Regions from separate parts of the Homo sapiens genome. Here region 2 is linked to region 1. The links are chromatin loops, found by intact Hi-C in ENCODE. Cell type or tissue: thyroid gland. All regions are shown on one strand. Each heading gives the region's core, and the rest is flanking DNA. Links, peaks and the distances in the headings are about the cores only. Region 1 overlaps DOCK7 (dedicator of cytokinesis 7). Region 2 has its middle 47 kb from the start of DOCK7-DT.

The links. Peaks named below come from ENCODE experiments on the same cell type or tissue, not always from the same donor. Only the 100,000 strongest peaks of a DNase experiment are listed, where the experiment ranks them.
Region 2: a loop joins it to region 1, with 2.6 times the contacts of the local background. A loop is called at or near these places in 55 of 110 quality-filtered maps.

The regions. Positions count from the first base shown.
Region 1 is chr1:62,529,249-62,531,748 of GRCh38, forward strand. It overlaps DOCK7 (dedicator of cytokinesis 7), which reads right to left. Exons shown (of 50, transcript NM_001367561.1): 30 at 29-198. Among named protein-coding and RNA genes, the nearest start is that of ANGPTL3, 67 kb to the right of the region's middle. RefSeq lists a silencer at 1,399-1,607. In thyroid gland, for the core only: a CTCF peak has its summit at 1,461; a DNase peak (open chromatin) is centred at 1,593.
Region 2 is chr1:62,727,254-62,744,666 of GRCh38, forward strand. No RefSeq gene overlaps it. Among named protein-coding and RNA genes, the nearest start is that of DOCK7-DT, 47 kb to the left of the region's middle. In thyroid gland, for the core only: no CTCF peak of the experiment used is centred there; no DNase peak of the experiment used is centred there; H3K27ac peaks cover 187 bases.

The sequences.
Region 1 (2,500 bases), core at 1-2,500:
TAATATTTGCCTTAATTATACTAGGTACCTGTAAAATCATACAGCTGAGGTACAGTTTCCATGATAATACCAATCAGAGGTAGATACAACATGGCCACTCGAGCCTTTATCTGAGGGTCAGAGTACCGCGGGTCTGAGTCGTGACTGGAGAGTAAATTGTGTACCATATTGATGACTTTCTTATGCAATCCAAACAGTCTATTTAAAAAGAAGAAGACAAAGAAGAAAAAGCAGTAAGGCCACAGAGATTAGCTAACATCTTTAAAACAAACAGTAAGTCATGGTATTGAATAAATTTTGTTCAATTTCTTACCTTTGTCATATATTTGCATGCATTCCATTCCTATAAAACATTTCTCATTTTAAAATAAATGTATAAAAATGTAAAAAATGTGTAAAATAAGAATTGAAGAAAAGGAAATGCTATACAAATTCACTTAGAAGTAAATCTGAATATTTTTACATTAACTCCTTATTAGTGTATTTGAATATAAAGAAACTAAGACTACTTATAGTTACATTTTGAAGCTAAACAAGGTAAATTTTAAAATGCTGTAATTGTTATTTCATCAAATCAGATCTTTTCACATTTACCAAAAATAAATTATTCCCTTTTTCGGAAAGAAAAATCCCCTACCTAATGGATTATGTAGCCCACAGGCTGGGGTTGCCTTTGACATCTCTATTTAAACTGCACTTCTTTACTAATATACCTCATTTGGGTCCTTACAACTTTTTTAGACTCTCAATCCCCCTCAGTTTCAAATGGGCTAATACACTAACAAGGGTCACTTTCACTTAAACATTTTTGTCTCTTCTTAAGCTGACAGCACTTTAACTATGCAAACCATTCTAATTTAAAATTCATCTACTCCAACTTTAACTGGCCCTTAATGCTGCATCCACTAAGCAGTTTCAGATCTCACTCTCTCTCCTTAAGCCTTTTACTGTCAATCACAACAGAAGACCTTACTTCCAACTTAGGAAAGAAGAGCCATTCTGAATTTGCTCTGGCCAGGTCTTTTAACACAATTCCATCTTTATAGCTCACAAAGAGTCTTTCCTTTTTGTCTCAGAAAAAGTGTACCTTCTCACAGAAAATAATTTCTTCATATGTTCAATGAACCCTGTCTTTTTTCAACAGCTTCAATGTCTCCCCTCATTAGGTTCTTCCCTTCTTTCTTCAAATATGCCTTTCCTATCTTGAAAATACATCATCACTTTAAAAAGTTGAGATTAGAAAACAGGTAGTCTTCTCCCAGAGCCCTTGATTGTATCTGCCATTTTACAAAGCTGTATGTGAAATCTAGATGGAGATTCTTTCTTCTTTCTTCCAGCTCTTTAATCATAAAGTATACTTTTATAGAGGCTTAAAACACATGAAAGCAAACAGCTGAGAGATGGCCACACACTCAGACTACAACATCCAGAAAGAGTCTGCCTGCACTTGGTGCTTTGCCCGTGAGGTGGCACCAATGGGCCTTGCCTGCACCAGCTCGCTCAGAAACACAACTGCGACAAGATGATCTGCCTCAAGGGTTATGCTCACCTGCATCCCTGTGCCGTAACTGCCGCAAGAAGTACAGCCACAAAACATGCTGTGCCCCCAAAAGAAGGTCAAATAAGACACCTCCCCTGGCTCCTCCTTCTCCCACTGGGTGGCCTCCTGCCCAAGCCCCATGGCCCTGGGGCCTCAATAATGTTTCCCTTTTACTGACTAGTGGGTATAGGGAGGGTCGGTGGGTGGAAAGTATACATTTAAACATTGTCAAGAACCACATCTAGTGAACCTATCTCAGATCTCATTCTCCAGCTCCACTTGACACTTTGTCACCTTATATATTCTCTTCTCAGGATTTTCTCCAGTAGTTCCCACCTTCCCCAGATTCCTCATCATTATTCTCAAGGCTTAGATTCTCGCCAATTGCTTTTCACGTTCTCCTCTTTGACTTTCTGTATCAGCACTAATGTTTGCCAAAGGTATGCCTTATCTCTCAGCAGCTACCATACTCATACTCCAATCTATATAAACTCTATCCACTTGTCTTCATAAAGCCTTTTCATATGCTTACATTGCTCAATCCCATTGTTATTAAATATATATTAATACAAGATCTGTAATATCCTATTCTAGATGTTGAAGATAAAGACATTCCCCATTTTTAAGTGGCTCACTTTAGCAAGAGAGAAACACGGACACAAACATAATAATTCTTCAATACTTCAAATAATTCTTCAATTCTTTATAAATGCTACAATTAAGGAACATAAATCCTCTCATCTTCTAAAGAACCATGTACTACAAAACTAACATTTAATCATAGTGTACTGTTTTGCAGTCTTAACTTTCTAATTACAATGAAAGTTTCTAAAGAGCAAATCTTTCATTAATTATAGAACATATTATTGCCACTTAAGGAATTATTCTTGATTACGTAGCAAGCATGTGGATTAAAAGACAAACATTCCTCTCAAGGATCTCTCCAAGACAATGCTGCAT
Region 2 (17,413 bases), core at 6,323-8,822, 200 kb after region 1:
TCCCAGGTTCAAGCTATTCTCATGCCTCAGCCTCCTGAGTAGCTGGGATTACAGGCACGCGCCACCTCTCCCGGCTTATTTTTGTATTTTTGGTAGAGACACGGTTTCACCGTGCTAGCCAGGCTGGTCTCAAACTCCTGACCTCAGGTGATCCACCTGCCTCGGCCTCCCAAAGTACTGGGATTACAAGCGTGAGCCACTGTGCCCGGCTTTCATTTTCATTTTTATATTTTGGCTCTACTTTCTCAGAGATTTCCTCCAATTTTATTTTCTAATTCCCCCCATTCCTGAGCTTTTGGGGTGATTCACAGCATGAATCAGCTTGTTATTACCCTCCTCCTCTTCAAGTTTAGATCTGAATTTTCTCTAGATGGGAATATTTGTTCTCACTTATTCCCCTGCTTCCATTCTTCAAATTTTGTTATGTTGTCTCCTCTCCCTTTCTGTTGGTCATTTTTGGCTTATACCTTTTTTGAGGTCACATTACTGGGATTTCAGGAAGAACCAGTGGTGAAGGCACATTTTTAATCTACCATGCATAATAAGGTCCTTTATTTCTTGCCATTTTCATTCCTACTATAACAGTCATACTTCTCAAGGCAGCATAGATACCTCTGAGTTACAGGCAAAAGATCAAGTGCAAGAAAGTGATGTAGGACAGGCAAGCACCAAAGTGGAGCTTAGCCAGAGAGGGTTCTTGGCCTTGCCCAGAAAAGAATTCAAGGGTAATCCAGAGAAAGAAGAAAACAGCTTTGTTGAACAGTCAGTGTTACAGCTCGGTGACTGCTCCCGCAGAACAGGGCTTAGAGTAGCAGCTCGGGGTAGTTTTGCAGTCATATTTATACCCACTTTTAATTGTATGCAGATTAAGGGGCAGTTTATGCAGAAAAGGGGTAGTAACTGTTGAATGGTTAGGTACCATGGAAAGGGGTGATAACAACCCTGGTGTTGCCATGGCAACGGTAAATTGACATGGCACACTGGTGGGTGGGTCTGATTGAAAACTGCTTTCTCCTTGGCAACACCAGGGAGAAAGTGTGAAAAAGTGTCTTGGCTAGTCCTCAGTCTAGTCCAGTATCCAAGTCCCACCCCTAGAATCAAGTCCCGCCTCCTACCTTAAAAGTACAGAGGAGAAAAAGCACAAATATTAATATTTCAAGATATTATAACATTTCCAACAGTGCTGGAGCCAGCTCATACTGGCTCATAAGAATAGATGGCTTATATTCAGGAATTTTATGAGACAGTGGTTAACCATTATTAAAAATTAAATAAACAGAATATTTATTATAACATAATGAAATAAATTATATTAAAAACAGACAATACTCAAAACTTATCACTTCCTAATTATTGTAGTGAATCCTACTATTATCTATCTTCTTGAGGTTCTTTACATCTATCGTGTCTGTATCACAGAAATATTATATAATGGTGTTCCATATATTTATTTATAAATAAATAAATTAAATAAAACAAAACCAGGTATTATTCCGGCTGTCAAAAAACATTTGCCTCTAAACTTTCTTTTTTTTTTTTTGAGACAGAGTCTCGCTCTGTCACCTAGGCTGGAGTGCAGTGGCACGATCTCGGCTCACTGCAACCTCTGCCTCCCAGGTTCAAGCGATTCTCCTGCCTCAGCCTCCCCAGTAGCTGGGATCACAGGCGCATGCCATCACGCCCAGCTAATTTTTTGTATTTTTAGTAGAAATGGGGTTTCACCGTGTTAGCCAGGATGGCCTCCATCTCCTAACCTTGTGATCTGCCCGCCTTGGGCTCCCAAAGTGCTGGGATTACAGGTGTAAGCCACTGCGCCCAGCCTGCCTCTAAACTTTCAACCTATGCATGCCAAGGTTCAAAACCCTTCTGAAACAATTGATTATTGTTCTACATCCTTCACTAAACCCTTCCACACCACATCCATCCGAGCTGGGCTTAATGCCCCTCCTACACATTCTTAGCATATCATTCCTACCTACCACCTTTGTGTTAAAATGATCTGCTTATCGGCTTCTCTTTGGCTAAAGCTAAACTGTAAGCTTCTGTATGGAAAGCCTCCACAAACCCCAGATGAGACTGAATTTCCCTATTATAATTGTCCACAATTCCCTATAGTTTGGCTTTATAATACTTATGCGTGTGATTATATTTGTAACAGGAATAGCAATTAACGCTCTCTAGTCTTACATACCCATTAAGGCTGAGGCTTTCTTTCACACCCCTCAGTTTCCTCACAGCATTCCTTTTATTTTCAAAAGATTGCTTGAAAAAAAATGTTGAATGTTTCTTCCTCTTTTATTTAAAACAATAGTTTATATTTGTACAGAGTTTTTAAAGTTACATAATTCTATGAAGCTTATAATGAAAAAAGCAGTACACTGTTTCTCCTTTTCTACCCCCAATCCCCAGTACTCAAAGGCAACATTTAAAAGATTTTATTAGTTGTTTCTTCTCATACTTGCCTCTGTCTTCCTAAATAACATTCTTGTATTGCTGCTATTTGGAGATTGTTCAGTTTCATATATTTTGGCTTCCTGCTATGGAAGATGAAGATTAAGCTCTCTTATAATGCTCCCAACACCACACCCCATCACAAACACATTCACATACATTCTTTTCCTCCTCCATTTCTCCCTATATAATTACATCATTGCACAACTTTTGGTTAATTCAACATGACCATACATTGTACAATGACTACATTTCCTCTTTTATACAATATGTTTTGGTTTTCCCGGAATTAATAATTGCCTATATTGTTTGCTTACTTTTCTATGTACCTATAACTAATTCATCCTCAAACATTCCTCGAGAATTATAAATTTCCTTTCATAATGTTAAAATACATTGGTTGTTTCTTATTTTCATTCATTTTGTGACAACATCCTTCTTGGAGGTCTCTGTTAACCCTGCCCCCAACGTGAACAGATTGCTTTCTAGAAATGTTTTGCAGGTGTCACTCTAGGATCTCCTGCATGCTCCTCCTGAGGAGTCAGTTCTCCTGCTTCTGTTGGAGTCCCTATTTTCTGGATCCTCTTTCTTTTATGTTTGGCCTTCTTGCTTTGTGCTTCCATTCTCCAGTAATTCCCAAGAAAGAGTACATGTTGGGTATAATTTTAAGAACACAGACATCTGTAAATGTCTTTCTTCTACACTTGAATTAAAGCTTGGCTACATTTAGAATTCTAGGTTGAAACCATTTTCCTTGGAATACTGAAGATATTGCTCCATTGTCTTCTCACCTGAAACATTGCAAACTGATGGTGTGTGAAAGAAAGCCTCAGCCTTAATGGGTATGTAAGACTAGAGAGCATTAATTGCCATTCCTGTTACAAATATGATCACACGCGTAAGTATTATAAAGCCAAACTATAGGGAATTGTGGACAATTGTAATAGGGGAATTCAGTCTCATCTGGGGTTTGTGGAGGCTTTCCATACAGAAGCTTACAGTTTAGCCAGAGAAGCCGATAAGCAGATCATTTTAATGCAAAGGTGGTAGGTAGGAATGATATGCTAAGAACGCGTAGGAGGGGCATTGAAAGCGCAGCCCGGATGGATGTGGTGTGGAAGGGGTTAGTGAAGGATACAGAACAATAATCAATTGTTTCAGAGAGGTTTTGAACCTTGACATGCTAGGTTGAAAGTTTTGAGACAAATGTTTTTGACTGTCAAAATAATATCTGAGTTTGCATTATTTTATTTTATTTATTTTTGAGACGGAGTTTTGCTCTTGGTCTCCTAGGCTGGAGTGCTATGGCGCGATCTCGGCTCACTGCAACCTCTGCCTCCCGGGTTCAAGAAATTCTCATGCCTCAGCCTCCCGAGAAGCTGTGATTACAGGGACCTGCAACCATGCCTGGCTAATTTTTTCGTATTTTTAATAGAGACAAGGTTTCATCGTCTTGGCCAGGCTGGTCTTGAACTCCTGACCTCAGGTGATCCACCCACCTCAGCCTCCCAAAGTGCTGGGATTACAGGCGTGAGCCACCACGCCCAGCCTTATTTATTTGTTTTTGAGACAGGATCTTGTTCTGTCACCCAGGTTGGAATGCAGTGGTATCTTGGCTTCCTGCAGCTTCTGCCTCCTAGGCTCAAGGGATCCTCCCACCTCAGCCTTCTGAGTAGCTGGGACCACAAGTACTTGCCACCATGACCAGCTACTTTTTTAAATTTTTTTTAGCAACGAGGTCTCACTTTGTTACCCAGGCTGGTCTCAAACTCCTGGGCTCAAGCTATCCAGCTGCCTTGACCTCCCAAAATGCTGGGATTACAGGCATGAACCACCATGCCTGGTGGTTTTAATATTTTAATAATCTCTTTATAGATTTGGTAAAGAGAGGGGAAAATAGGCCAAATAATAGCAATTTTTTGTTTGTTTGTTTTTTGAGAGGGAGTCTAACTTTGTCACCCAGGCTAGAGTGCAGTGGTGCCATCTCTGCTCACTGCAACCTCTGCCTCCCAGGTTCAACTGATTCTCCTGCCTCAGCCTCCTGAGTAGCTGGATTACAGGCACCTGCCACCACGCCTGGCTAATTTTTGAATTTTTAGTAGAGACGGGGTTTCACCATGTTGGTCAGGCTGGTCTCGAACTCCTTACCTCAAGTGATCCCCTGCCTCGGCCTCCCAGAGTGCTGGCCTGGGATTACAGGTGTGAGCCACCGCTCCCGGCCTAATAGTAATGTTTTAAAATAACAGGTGTGGAAAAATCTCTATTTACTCAGGCCTGAGAATATTTCTTGCAAGTCATATTCCCTTTTTTTTGCCTTAGAGATATAAGAAATTAGGAGAAATCAGGGGGTATCAAATACCCTCATACTCTTTTCCTAGGAAAAAAAAATTTAAAGAATGTATTGCAACTTTGCTCACTTATATTTCTTTCAATGGGAATATTGTTCATCAATAAATGCTCGGTGCTTTAAATTTGCAATTACCATATTTGCAGAAACTTGAAAAATCATCCCAATTAAATGACAAAATGTATAGGAGGATTATCTTTCTTTTGCCCTTACAACTCAAATTATATTCGAAGTAACATTTTTACAGCAGTCAAAACTTTTAACCAAAAATTCACACCTGCAGTCTCATAAGTTTAACAAAATGGCCACATTCCACGCTTTATTTTCTTAACAACCCTGACTGTTTAAATGACTCCCATTGAACCAACAGCTTACAGTTGCTGGGCAATAAAAAAGCGAGCAAAAGGACCTCCAGCCCTGCTGTTTTAGCTATTACCCAGCACTCTCAGAGTTTGCTCTAGTCTGGCTGTTCAATCAAATTCATTTTCCAGTAGCTTCTGGCCTTTGTCTCCTCTTTCTGGCCACGCATTTCATTGCCTCCTGAATTTGATGACAACATTTTCTTTCTTCACTTTGAATCTTGGCCCAGAATCTCACTCTCCCAGCCCCATGGAAAGATGGGGAAAAGATTTCATTCTGCTGATCAAATTTGTTAGAAGACATTCTTTAGAGTCTGAAAAAATATATTTCATTAGCAGTTCTCTAGGTAGTGGAATTTTTAGTGATGTTTACTCTTTTTTCCTTGTTCTAATTTTCCTCTAATAAACAGAAAAAAAGCAAGAGTAACCCACCAAATTTGGATAAAGGGCTTCTGCTTTTCATATTCTCTTAACCAGAACAGCTTAACTTTTCTCCATTTATTTATTTAAGTATTTATTCATATTTGAAACAGGCTGGGGTGCAGTGGCATGATCTCAGCTCACTGCAACCTCCACCTCTCGGGTACAAGTGATTCTCCTGCCTTGGCCTCCCAAAGTGCTGGGATTATAGGCGTGAGCCACCGCACCTGGCCTTAATTTGATTTTTATTATCCACAACACTCATATCTCTTTTTGATCCTACTGTAATATCACATTATCCTACCTAAAGATGAATTGTTCCAACCCTGATGCTTTGGTAATCATCTTTTCTAAATTAAAAATTGAGGCCAGGTGCAGTGGCTCAGGCCTGTAATCCCAACACTTTGGGAGGACGAGGCAGGTGGATCGCTTGAGATCAGGAGTGAGAGACCAGCTTGGCCAACATGGTGAAACCCCATCTCTACTAAAAATGCAGAAAAATTAGCTGGGCATGGTGGTGCATGCCTGTAATCCTAGCTACTTGGGAAGCTGAGGCACGAGAATCTCTTGAACCCGGGAAGGAGAGATTGCAGTGAGCCAAGATCATGCCACTGCACTCCAGCCTGGGTGACAGAACGAGACCCTGTCTCAAAAAAAGAAAAAAAAAAAAGAGAGAGAGAGATTTGTAATCTAGCAAAATATGTTATTTACTTATTTTCTTTCCAACTTTTAGTGTGGGCCCAAGCGGGTACCTGTGCAGGTTTGTTTCACGAGTAAATTGTGTGTCATGGGGGTTTGTTTTACAGATGATTTTGTTACTGAGATAATCAGCATAATATGTGATATGTAGTTTTTTAATCCTTACCCTCCTCTTATCTCCACCCTCAGGTAGGCCCCAGTGTCTGTTGTTCCCTTCTTTGTGTCCATGTGTACTCAATGTTTAGCTCCCACTTATAAGTGAGAATATGCAGTATTTGGTTTTCTGTTCCTGCATTAATTTATTTAGAGATCTTTTATTTAAATACATGAATTCATTTTCAGGAAAAGCCTTCCAGAGATATAAAAGTCAAAATCCAATAAAAGAATGACCTTTGTTATGGAAAAACAAAGAAAGAAAGAAATCAGGTCTTTTTTGGAAAATCTGGGACATTGAATTGTTACACGTAACATGTGTCCCCCTAGGGACATAGGTCACTTTCAGTATTTGCCAAAGCATTAGGTCAGCCAGACATGTGAAACATCTCGGAGCTTAATAACTGAGCTGCTTCAATGTGTTTTGATAAAAGTTTAAATTCTCTGGCCCCAATTTATTGAACACATGCCTTTGACAATACAGCATTTCTTTCTTAGGCTATTAGTGAAAGATTAACCATCTACTCAGTGATTGTTATTGTGCCTGTATGTGTGCAGTATGAACAGTTATGTAACAAAACTGCAAAGATTAGAGACCTTTAAAAGGATCTGGGGAAATAGGAAGAGTCTATAATCTTATAGGAAAGGAATGAATTATGCAAGCAACTAAAAGTGTGTCAATATTCTCTGCTTCACAAACAAATTGGAAACCAGTGGTAAACTTTAGATCAGAAACAGAAACTCAAAAAATGAAAGAACTGGCCATGAGCAGTGGCTCAGGCCTGTAATCCCAGCACTTTGGGAGGTCGAGGCAGGCGGATCACCTGAGGTCGGGAGTTTGAGACCAGCCTGACCAACATGGAGAAACCCTATCTTTACTAAAAATACAAAAAATTAGACAGGCATGATGGCAGATGCCTGTAATCCCAGCTACTTGGGAGGCTGAGGCAGGAGAATCACATGAACCCAGGAGGTGGAGGTTGTGGTGAGCCTATATTGCGCCATTGCACTTCAGCCTGGGCAACAAGAGCAAAACTCTGTCTCAAAAAAAGAAAAAAGAAAAAGAAAAGAAGAAAAAGAAAGAACCTAGAAACTTAGAGGCCAACTAAGGAGACAGGCATTTTTATAAAAAGAGTTGAAAGAAATTTGTGGTAGAATAACAGAAAATACAGACAAGTTAAAAGAAAAAAGAATAAAAGCCACTAAAATGTCATGTTAAGTATTTTAGTAGACAAATTTATCATAATTTGCACAAAAATTTTCTGGTTTGTTTCTGATTTTTTAGTTTTATAATTAAAATACTTATAATTAAAATGATAAATATTCTTATAACTAAAGTCTCTGGAATCCTTCATTAGCCCCTGAAGATAAACTCTGAGAAGTGGAATTGTAGGGTATATTGATTAAGATTCTTTGGTTGCAAATGACAGAAACCCAACTGGAACTGGCTTAAGGAAAAAAGACTTGATTGACTCGCATTTATTCAATGATTTTTTTTTTTAACTATTAGAGTTTTTATTCATTTGAAACTATGGATACATTTACTTCCCAAATCAGAGCACAGGTCTGGCCAAAATAAACTATTATGAATGTTGAAGGCTTTTTTAGAGCTTTCACCTCAGATCATTCCTCATACACACACACTGATCGATACTTAGCTAAACAAGGAAGGGAGACCCTCTACAGATCTCTGGAGCTCTCCTATGCAGCAGTCTTCTCCCAGGTCCATTTCCTCAACTCACAGACTGTGAGGCTCCACTTGGACTCCTCCTCTTTGCAATATAATATGGAATCTCTCTAGGCAGGAAAGTGGGGTGATCACTCGCTCTCTCTCTAGGGATCATTGTCCTCCACCTCCTGATAGCCAATGTCTGAAAACCATTGTGTCATGTATTTGGTCTATTTTTAAAAATTGTTTCAGATGGGAGAGTAAATCTGGCCCTTGTCACTCCATCATGGCCCAAAGTGAAGTCTCTATCTCAACAATTATTTCTGGATGGCCTCTTATGTGCTAGGCCCTTGGCATCCCTGCTTTTGTGGAGCATGTGATCAAACTGCAGAAATATCAGAAGTAGAGCTGGCTCCAGGGACATCTGGATCCAGGAATATAAATGCTACCAGATTTCATGGTTTCTGTCTCTCTCTCTCTCTCTCTCTCTCTCTCTCTTACTTTCTTTCTCTCTCTCTCACCCTCTCTCCCCCTTTACATATCTGTGTCTCTGCATCTTTCTGCACGCTGATGTTAATCAAAACGTCTAAGATGAGCTGAATTAGTGAAGAGTACACAGCCAAAGCAACTTGGAATTGAATTCTTTCAAGCTTAGTCATTTTCAAGCTTAGTCATTTTAGGAGAGAGGGAATTTCTTTTCCTCAGCTTCAGTTTAAAAACTTTCTAGAAAGGAAACATAAGCCCACCCCTTGGACATATCATTGCACCTAGGGAAGTGAGTAACTTAAAGTGACCCAGGCTGGATCCTGCCTATTTTTGTGGCCAGGGATCTGGAATCTCTTAGCAGAAAAAGCCACAGGGGAATCATCAGCTGAGCAGCCATTCCCGTTTGTGTCTTCAATTCTGGGTATACTAATTTGTGACACTTAAAAAAAAACTACTTTGAAGTAATTTCTAACTTCAACACATTGACCAATAGTTTGTATTAAGGGTCAGATGTTTGCCTAGCGTAGTATTAATATATAAATACACTAAGATAGAAGTAACCTTAATATTTGAATGAATATGGTACAGATAAGCAGTAAATTATGGAATTAAACATGTGAGGGCCCAAAAGAACAAGAGCGAACTCTAACGGGTAAAAGAACCATTTTTTTTTTTTTTTGAGACGGAGTCTCGCTCTGTCACCCAGGCTGGAGTGCAGTGGCACGATCTCCGCTCACTGCAAGCTCCGCGTCCTGTGTTCACGCCATTCTCCTGCCTCAGCCTCCCGAGTAGCTGGGACTACAGGCACCCGCCACCACGCCTAGCTAATTTTTTGTATTTTTAGTAGAGACGGGGTTTCACCGTGTTAGCCAGGATGGTCTCGATCTCCTGACCTCGTGATCTGCCTGCCTCGGCCTCCCAAAGTGCTGGGATTACAGGTGTGAGCCACCACGCCCAGCCAAAGGAACCATTTATACATTTAGTTTAGAAAACCCCAAAAAGAGCTGGGCATGGTGGCCCAGCAGTTTGGGAAGCTGAGGCAGGCAGGTCACCTGAGGTCAGGAGTTCGAGACCAGCCTGACCAGTATGACGAAACCCTGTCTCTACTAAAAAAAAATTAGCCAGGCATGGTGGCGGGCGCCTGTAGTCCCAGCTACTTGGGAGGCTGAGACAGGAGAATTGCTTGAACCCGGGAGGCAGAGGTTGCAGTGAGCCAAGATTGTACCACTGCACTCCAGCCTGGGCGACAGAGCGAGACTCTGTCTCAAAAACAAACAAACAAGCAAACAAACAACCCAAAAAGAAACCTATGGTAAGCTTTTCTTTATTTTTTCCCTTTGATTTTTGTTTGCTTGTTTGTTTTTACTTGTTTATGGTAAGATTTTCTTATTCAGGGACTCAGGACCAATAAATTATTTAAACATTTAGGCTAACTCTGTCACAGCTTGGGCAAGAGAAAACTTTAATCCTGAAGCCATTTTTAACAATTCCCCTCATTTTTTAATATTTCTCACCCAGTTATCAAGTCATGTCCATTCCACCTCTTAAGCATCACATGAATTTGTCCACTTCTTTCAGCTTTCACTGACCTCTCCTTGTCCAGACCATTCTCATCTTTTCATTTGTATTACTGCAAAAGAATTCTAACTGGCTCCCTGACTCAAGTCTTGCTCCCTATGCGTTTGCTGCCCAGCATCTATTTCTGCTTCTCTTGGTAGCAGTACTCAAAATTTCCTTTGGAGAAACACCACTTTCCCATTCTCAACCATCTAATTTGGGTGAGATTTAACCTCATCCTCAGTTCCAAGAGTGGATTCTGGTTAGCTTGGCTACCTAGTGAATTCCTATTGATTTCCACTGAATTAGTAAATTCACTAACTCACTTAGTGAATTTATCTATTCCCTTCACAATCCTTATTATTTTAGGCCAATGAGATCCCATAAAATGTTTGTTGGGGGCTTCTGGGAGGAAGTTTCTCCCTCTGAGAGAGGCATGAACAAAGAAATATGGAAAGCTGCTGCACCCATCTTGGGATCAAGAGGGTAGCCAACCTTAAGATGAAGTAGACCATGCAAAAGTCAAACAAGAGAAATGGAAAGACATCATGACATTGTTCATTCTACCTCTGAGCTTATAGTTATATAACGCAAGAAACTCAATTGTTGAAGCCACTTTCAGTTAGGTTTTTTTTTTATAATTTATAACCAAAAGCATCCTAACTATACTCTCTTTCAAATCATTTTCCATTCTGAATTCAAAACTGATCATGTCACTTCCACTTCCAAGAGAGGCAGATAGCAAATTGCTAGACTATGATGGAGAGTCCAGAGAAATACCTTATAATATCATGAAGATAATGGCACCTGTAAAGCATTTAGAACAGTACTTGTCACATCGGTAAGTAAGCAGTTAGAATAAGGCACGGCATTCAATAAACACTCGATCAAATCTTATTCTCAGTTTTAAACATTACAAAGACTTGCCTGTGCCCTTAAGGTAAAGTCTGAAAAAACCCTGGCCTATAACTCTGACTCCCTTCATGGTGACAAGATGGCTGGCAAGAGTTTGTAGGACCTTTCCTAAACCTGGCGTTTGTCTGCCACTTTAGACTCTCACTTTGCTATTTCTTTACTTTGTATTCTCTTTTTTTTCTTTTTTCTTTTTTTGAGACGGAGTTTCACTCTTGTCACCCAGGCTGAAGTGCAATGGCACGATCTCAGCTCACTGCAACCTCTGCCACCCAGGTTCAAGCAATTCTCCTGCCTCAGCCTCCCAAGTAGCTGGGATTACAGGTGCCTGCCACCATGCCCAGCTAATTTTTGTATTTGTTTTTAGCAGAGATGGGGTTTTACCATGTTGGCCAGGCTGATCTCAAACTCCTGACCTCAGGTGATCTGCCTGTCTCAGCCTCCCAAGTGCTGGGATACAGGCATGAGCCACTGCACCCGGCCTTCTTTACTTTGTATTCTGTTTCTTTTTCTCTTTATGGAGCTAACTTCTATTTTTCCTTTGGTTAAAATATCGCTTTCTCAAGGACAATTTCCCTAATTTCACAATTTAGGTTATCCTCTCCTGCTATACAGTCCCATAATTACCTTTTGTAATACAAAAGATGTTACAATGTGATACCTTGCATTTGTAATTATTTGCTTAGAATCTGCCTTCCTTTTTTAGAATATACACTCCCTGGGGGGCTGGGCTTCCTATCATACTTGCAGCTATATTCCCAGAGTCCAGTATAGGGTCTGGGACCAAATGAATAAAAGATCAAGAATGAACATGGAGTTCAGAATCACAGTGGAAGCAAAAAGTATATTTTAAGAAGGAATGAGTATTCTACCAAGCCTAGCTTAAATGTCAACCTAGAGCTACCTGATGTTAAACAATCTAAGTAATCAGCCTGGGCAAGACGGCAAGCCCTAATCTCTACAAAATTGTTTTTAAAAAAATGGCAAAGGAGACTGTGGGATCATGGCGGATGGCAGGCAGGACTAGATTGTAGCTCCAGACAGAGCAGCATGCAGAGGCTTGCACTGTGAATTTTAGCTCCAGATTGACTGCAAGAACAAACCAGCAATCCTGAGAGGACCCACAGACCCTCTAAAAGAAGCAGACTGCTGCTGCAGGACCTGGGAGACACCCCAAATACTGTGAATGCCTCAACTGCAGAAGTGGGAAAGGGAGACCCTCCTCTCCTGAACACACACCCCCACTGGAAAAGCTGAAGGTCTGTTCGTGGGAGAATTTTCTGCCCTATCTTCAGCCTCCTCAAACAAAACAATTATCAGCCATGAATTTTGTATCCAGTGAAACTAAGCATCATATATGAGGAAAGATACCGTCATTTTCAGACAAACAAATGCTGAGAGAGTTCACCATTACCAAGCCACTCCTACAAGAACTGCTAAAAGGAGCTCTAAATTTTGAAACAAATCCTGGAAACACATCAAAACAGAACCTCTTTAAAGCATAAATCACACAGGACCTATAAAACAAAAATACAAGTTAAAAAGCAAAAACAAGAAACAAAACCAAAGTACACAGGCAACAAAGAGCATGATGAATGCAACAGTACTTCACATTTCAATGCTAACATTGACTGTAAATGGCCTAAATGCTCCACTTAAAAGATGCAGAACTACAGAATGGAAAAGAACTCACCAACCAACTATCTGCTGCCTTCAGGAGACTCACCTAACACATAAGGACTCACATAAAGTAAAGGGGTGGAAAAAGGCATTCGTGCAAATGGATACCAAAAATGAGCAGAGGTAGGTATTCATATATCAGACAAAACAAACTTTAAAGCAACTACAGTTAAAAGAGATAAAGAAGAACATTATATAATGGTAAAAGGCCTTGTCCAACAGGAAAATATCACAATCCTAAACATATATGCACCTAACACTGGCACTCCCAAAATTATAAAACAATTACTAATAGACCCAAGAAATGAGATAGACAGCAACTCAATAATAGTGGGGGACTTCAGTACTCCACTGACAGCACTAGACAGGTCATCAAGACATAAAGTCAACAAAGAAACAATGGATTTAAACTATACCTTGGAACAATGGACTTAACAGACATATACAGAACATTTCATCCAACAACCACAGAATACACATTCTATTCAACAGCACATAGAACTTTCTCAAAGATAGACCACATGATAGGCGTCAATACATTTAAGAAAATTGAAATTATATCAAGCACTCTCTCAGACCACAGTGGAATAAAACTGGAGATCAACTCCAAAAGGAATCTTCTATACCATGCAAATACGTGGAAATTAAATAACCTGCTCCTGAATGAGCATTGGGTCAAAAATGAAATCAATATGAAAATTAAAAAATTCTTCAAACTAAACAACAATAATGATACAACCTATCAAAACCTCTGGGATCCAGCTAAGGTGGTGTTAAGAGGAAAGTTCATAGCCCTAAATGCCTACATCAAAAAATCTGAAAGAGCACAAACAGACGGTCTAAGGTCACACCTCAAGGAAGAAGAGAAACAAAAACAAACCAAACCCAAACCCAGCAGAAAAAAGGAAATAGCCAAGATCGGAGCAGAACTAAATGAAATTGAAACAACAACAACAACAAAAACCAAAAGATAAATGAAACAGAAAGTTGGTTCTTTGAAAAGACAAATAAAATTGATAGACCATTAGCAACATTAACTAAGAAAAGAAGAGAGAAAATCCAAATAACCTCACTAAGAAACAAAACAGGAGATATTACAACTGACACCGCTGAAATACAAAAGATCATTCAAAACTTCTATGAACACCTTTACACACATACACTAGAAAACCTAGAAGAGATGGATAAATTACTGGAAAAAGATAACCCTCCTAGCTTAAATCAGGAAGAATTAGATACTCTGAACAGACCAATAACAAGCAGCGAGATTGAAATGGTAATTTAAAAATTACCAACAACAAAAGTCCAGGACCAGACGGTTTCACAGCAGAATTCTACCAGATATTCAAAGAAAAAATGGTACCAATCCTTTTGACATTATTCCACAAGACAGGGAAAGAAGGAACCCTTCCTAATTCATTCTATGAAGCCAGCATCACCCTAATACCAAAACCAGGAAAGGATACAACCAAAAAAGAAAATTACAGACCAATTTCCTTAATGAACATAGATGCTAAAATCCTTAACAAAATTCTAGCTAACCGAATCCAACAATATATCAAAAAGATAATCCACCATGATCAAGTGGATTTCATACCAGGGATGCAGGGATGGTTTAACATACATGAGTCAATAAATGTGATACACCACATAAACAGAAGTAAAAACAAAAATCACATGATCATCTCAATAGATGCAGAAAAAGCATTCAACAAAATCCAGCATCGCTTTATAATTAAAACTCTCAGCAAAATTGGCATACAGGGGACATAACTTAATGTAATAAAAGCCATCTATGACAAACCCACAGCCAACATAATAATGAATGGGCAAAGTTGAAAACATTCCCTTTGAGAACGGGAACAAGACAAGGATGCCCATTCTCACCACTCCTCTTCAACATAGTACTGGAAGTCCTAGCCAGAGCAGTCAGACAAGAGAAAGAATAAAGGGCACCCAAATCAGTGAAAAGGAAGTCAAACTGTCACTGTTTGCTGATGATATGATGGTTTACCTTGAGAACCCTAAGGACTCCTCCAGAAAGCTCCTAGAACTGATACAAGAATTCAGCAGTTTCCAGATACAAGATTAATATTCACAAATCAGTAGCTCTTCTATACACCAACAGCGACCAAGCTGAGAATCAAATCGAGAAATCAACCCGTTTTACAATAGCTGCAAAAAAACAAAAAACAAAAAACAACAACGAAAAAAAACTTAGGAATATACCTAATAAAGGAGTTGAAAGACCTCTACAAGGAAAACTACAAAACACTGTTGAAATAAATCGTAGACAACACAAACAAATGGAAACACATCCCATGCTCATGGATGGGTAGAATCAGTATTGTCAAAATGACCATACTGCCAAATGCAATCTACAAATTCAACACAATCCCCATCAAAATACCAACATCATTCTTCACAGAGTTAGAAAAAAAATTCTAAAATTCATATGGAACCAAAAAAGAGCCCCCATAGCCATAGCAAGACTAAGCAAAAGGAGCAAATCTGGAGGCATCACACTACCTGATTTCAAACTATAATATAAGGTCATTGTCACCAAAACAGCATGGTACTGGTATAAAAATAAGCACGTAGACCAATGGAACAGAATAGAGAACCCAGAAATAAACCCAAATACTTACAGCCAACTGATATTCAACAAAGCAAACAAAATCATAAAGTGGGGAAAGAACACCCTTTTCAACAAATGGTGCTGGGATAATTGGCTAGCCACATGTAGGAGAATGAAACTGCATCCTCATCTCTCACTTTATACAAAAGTCAACTCAAGATGGATTAAGGACTTAAACCTAAGACGTGAAACTATAATAATTCTACAAGATACCATTGGAAAAACCCTTCTAGATATTGGCTTAGGCAAGGATTTCATGACCAAGAACCCAAAAGCAAACGCAATAAAAACAAAGATAAATAGCTGGGACCTAATTAATCCAAAGAGATTTGCATGGCAAAAGGAACAGTCAGCAGAGTAAACAGACAACCCACAGAGTGGGAGAAAATCTTCACAATCTATACCTGACAAAGGACTAATATCCAGAATCTACAATGAACTCAAACAAATCAGTAAGAAAAAAACAATCCCATCAAAAAGTGGACTAAGAACTTGAATAGACAGTTCTCAAAAGAAGATATACAAATGGCCAACAAACATATGAAAAAATGCTCACCATCACTAATGATCAGGGAAATCCAAATCAAAACCACAATGCGGTACTGCCTCACTCTTGCAAGAATGTCCATAATCAAAAAAATTAAAAAATAGTAGATGTTGGCATGGATGCTGTGAACAGGGAACACTTCTACACTGCTTGTAGGAATGTAAACTAGTACAGCCACTATAGAAAACAGTGTGGAAATTCCTTAAAGAACTAAAAGTAGAACTACCATTTGATCCAGCAATCCCACTACTGGATATCTACCCAGAGGAAAATAAGTCATTATTCGAAAAAGATACTGCACACACATGTTTATAGCAGCACAATTCACAAGTTGCAAAATCGTGGAACCAAACTAATTGTCCATCAGTCAATGAGTGGATAAAGAAACTGTGGTGTATATATGTATCATATATATGAGATATATACATATATGAGATATATACATATATGTATGTATGATATGTATGATACATATATCATATGGATGTATGATATGTATGATACATATATCATATATATGTGATGGAATACTACTCAGCCATAAAACAGAATGAATTGACAGCATTTACAGTGATCAGGATAGACTGGAGACTATTATTCTAAGTTAAGTAACTCAGGAATGGAAAACAAAACATCATAAGTTCTCACTGATATGTGGGAGTTAGGCTATGGGGACACAATGGCATAATAAGAATGATACAATGGACTTTGGGGACTTGAGGGGAAGAGTGTGAAGGGGGTGAGGGATAAAAGACTACAAATATGGTGCAGTGTGTACTGCTCGGGTGATGGGGTGCACTGAAATCTCACAAATCACCACTAAAGAACTTATTCATGTAACCAAATACCACCTGTACCCCAATAACTTAAGGAAAAAAATTTAAAAATAAATAAATAAAATTTTTTTAAAAATTGGCCAAGGATGGTGGTGTGTGCCTGTGGTCCCAGCTACTTAGGAGGCTGAGGCAGGAGGATGACTTGAGCCCAGGAGATCAACGCTGCAGTGAGCCATGTTTGCACCACTGCACTCCAGCCTGGGCAACAGAACACATTTCTGTCTCATAAATAAATAAGTAAATAAATAAATAAATCTAAGTATCTTTGGTTAAATTCCACTTTGGGTAGGGCTAAGAGAGGAGATGTGAACTCTGAGAGCCCAAATATTATGTCTTTCAAGTCTATTTTTTTGGTAAGTCAATTTTTGACTACCCTTTCTTTACTTATTGTGCCCTGTGAACTCTTCCATGTCCATACCCATTCATTGTCTATAATCTTGGCACTTTCTTATTCATTAATTCAACAAATATTTATTCCCTATCACCTTTATTTATGCATTTCTATAGATGCTAGAGATAGGGTAAATAAAAGTATGGCAAAACCAGCAATTACTTTTGCACCAACCTAATATGATTTTTTAAGAAATTTATAATTTCATTAGAGAAATAGATGTATAAACAAAGAAATTATAATACAAACATTGTGATAAGTGCAGGAA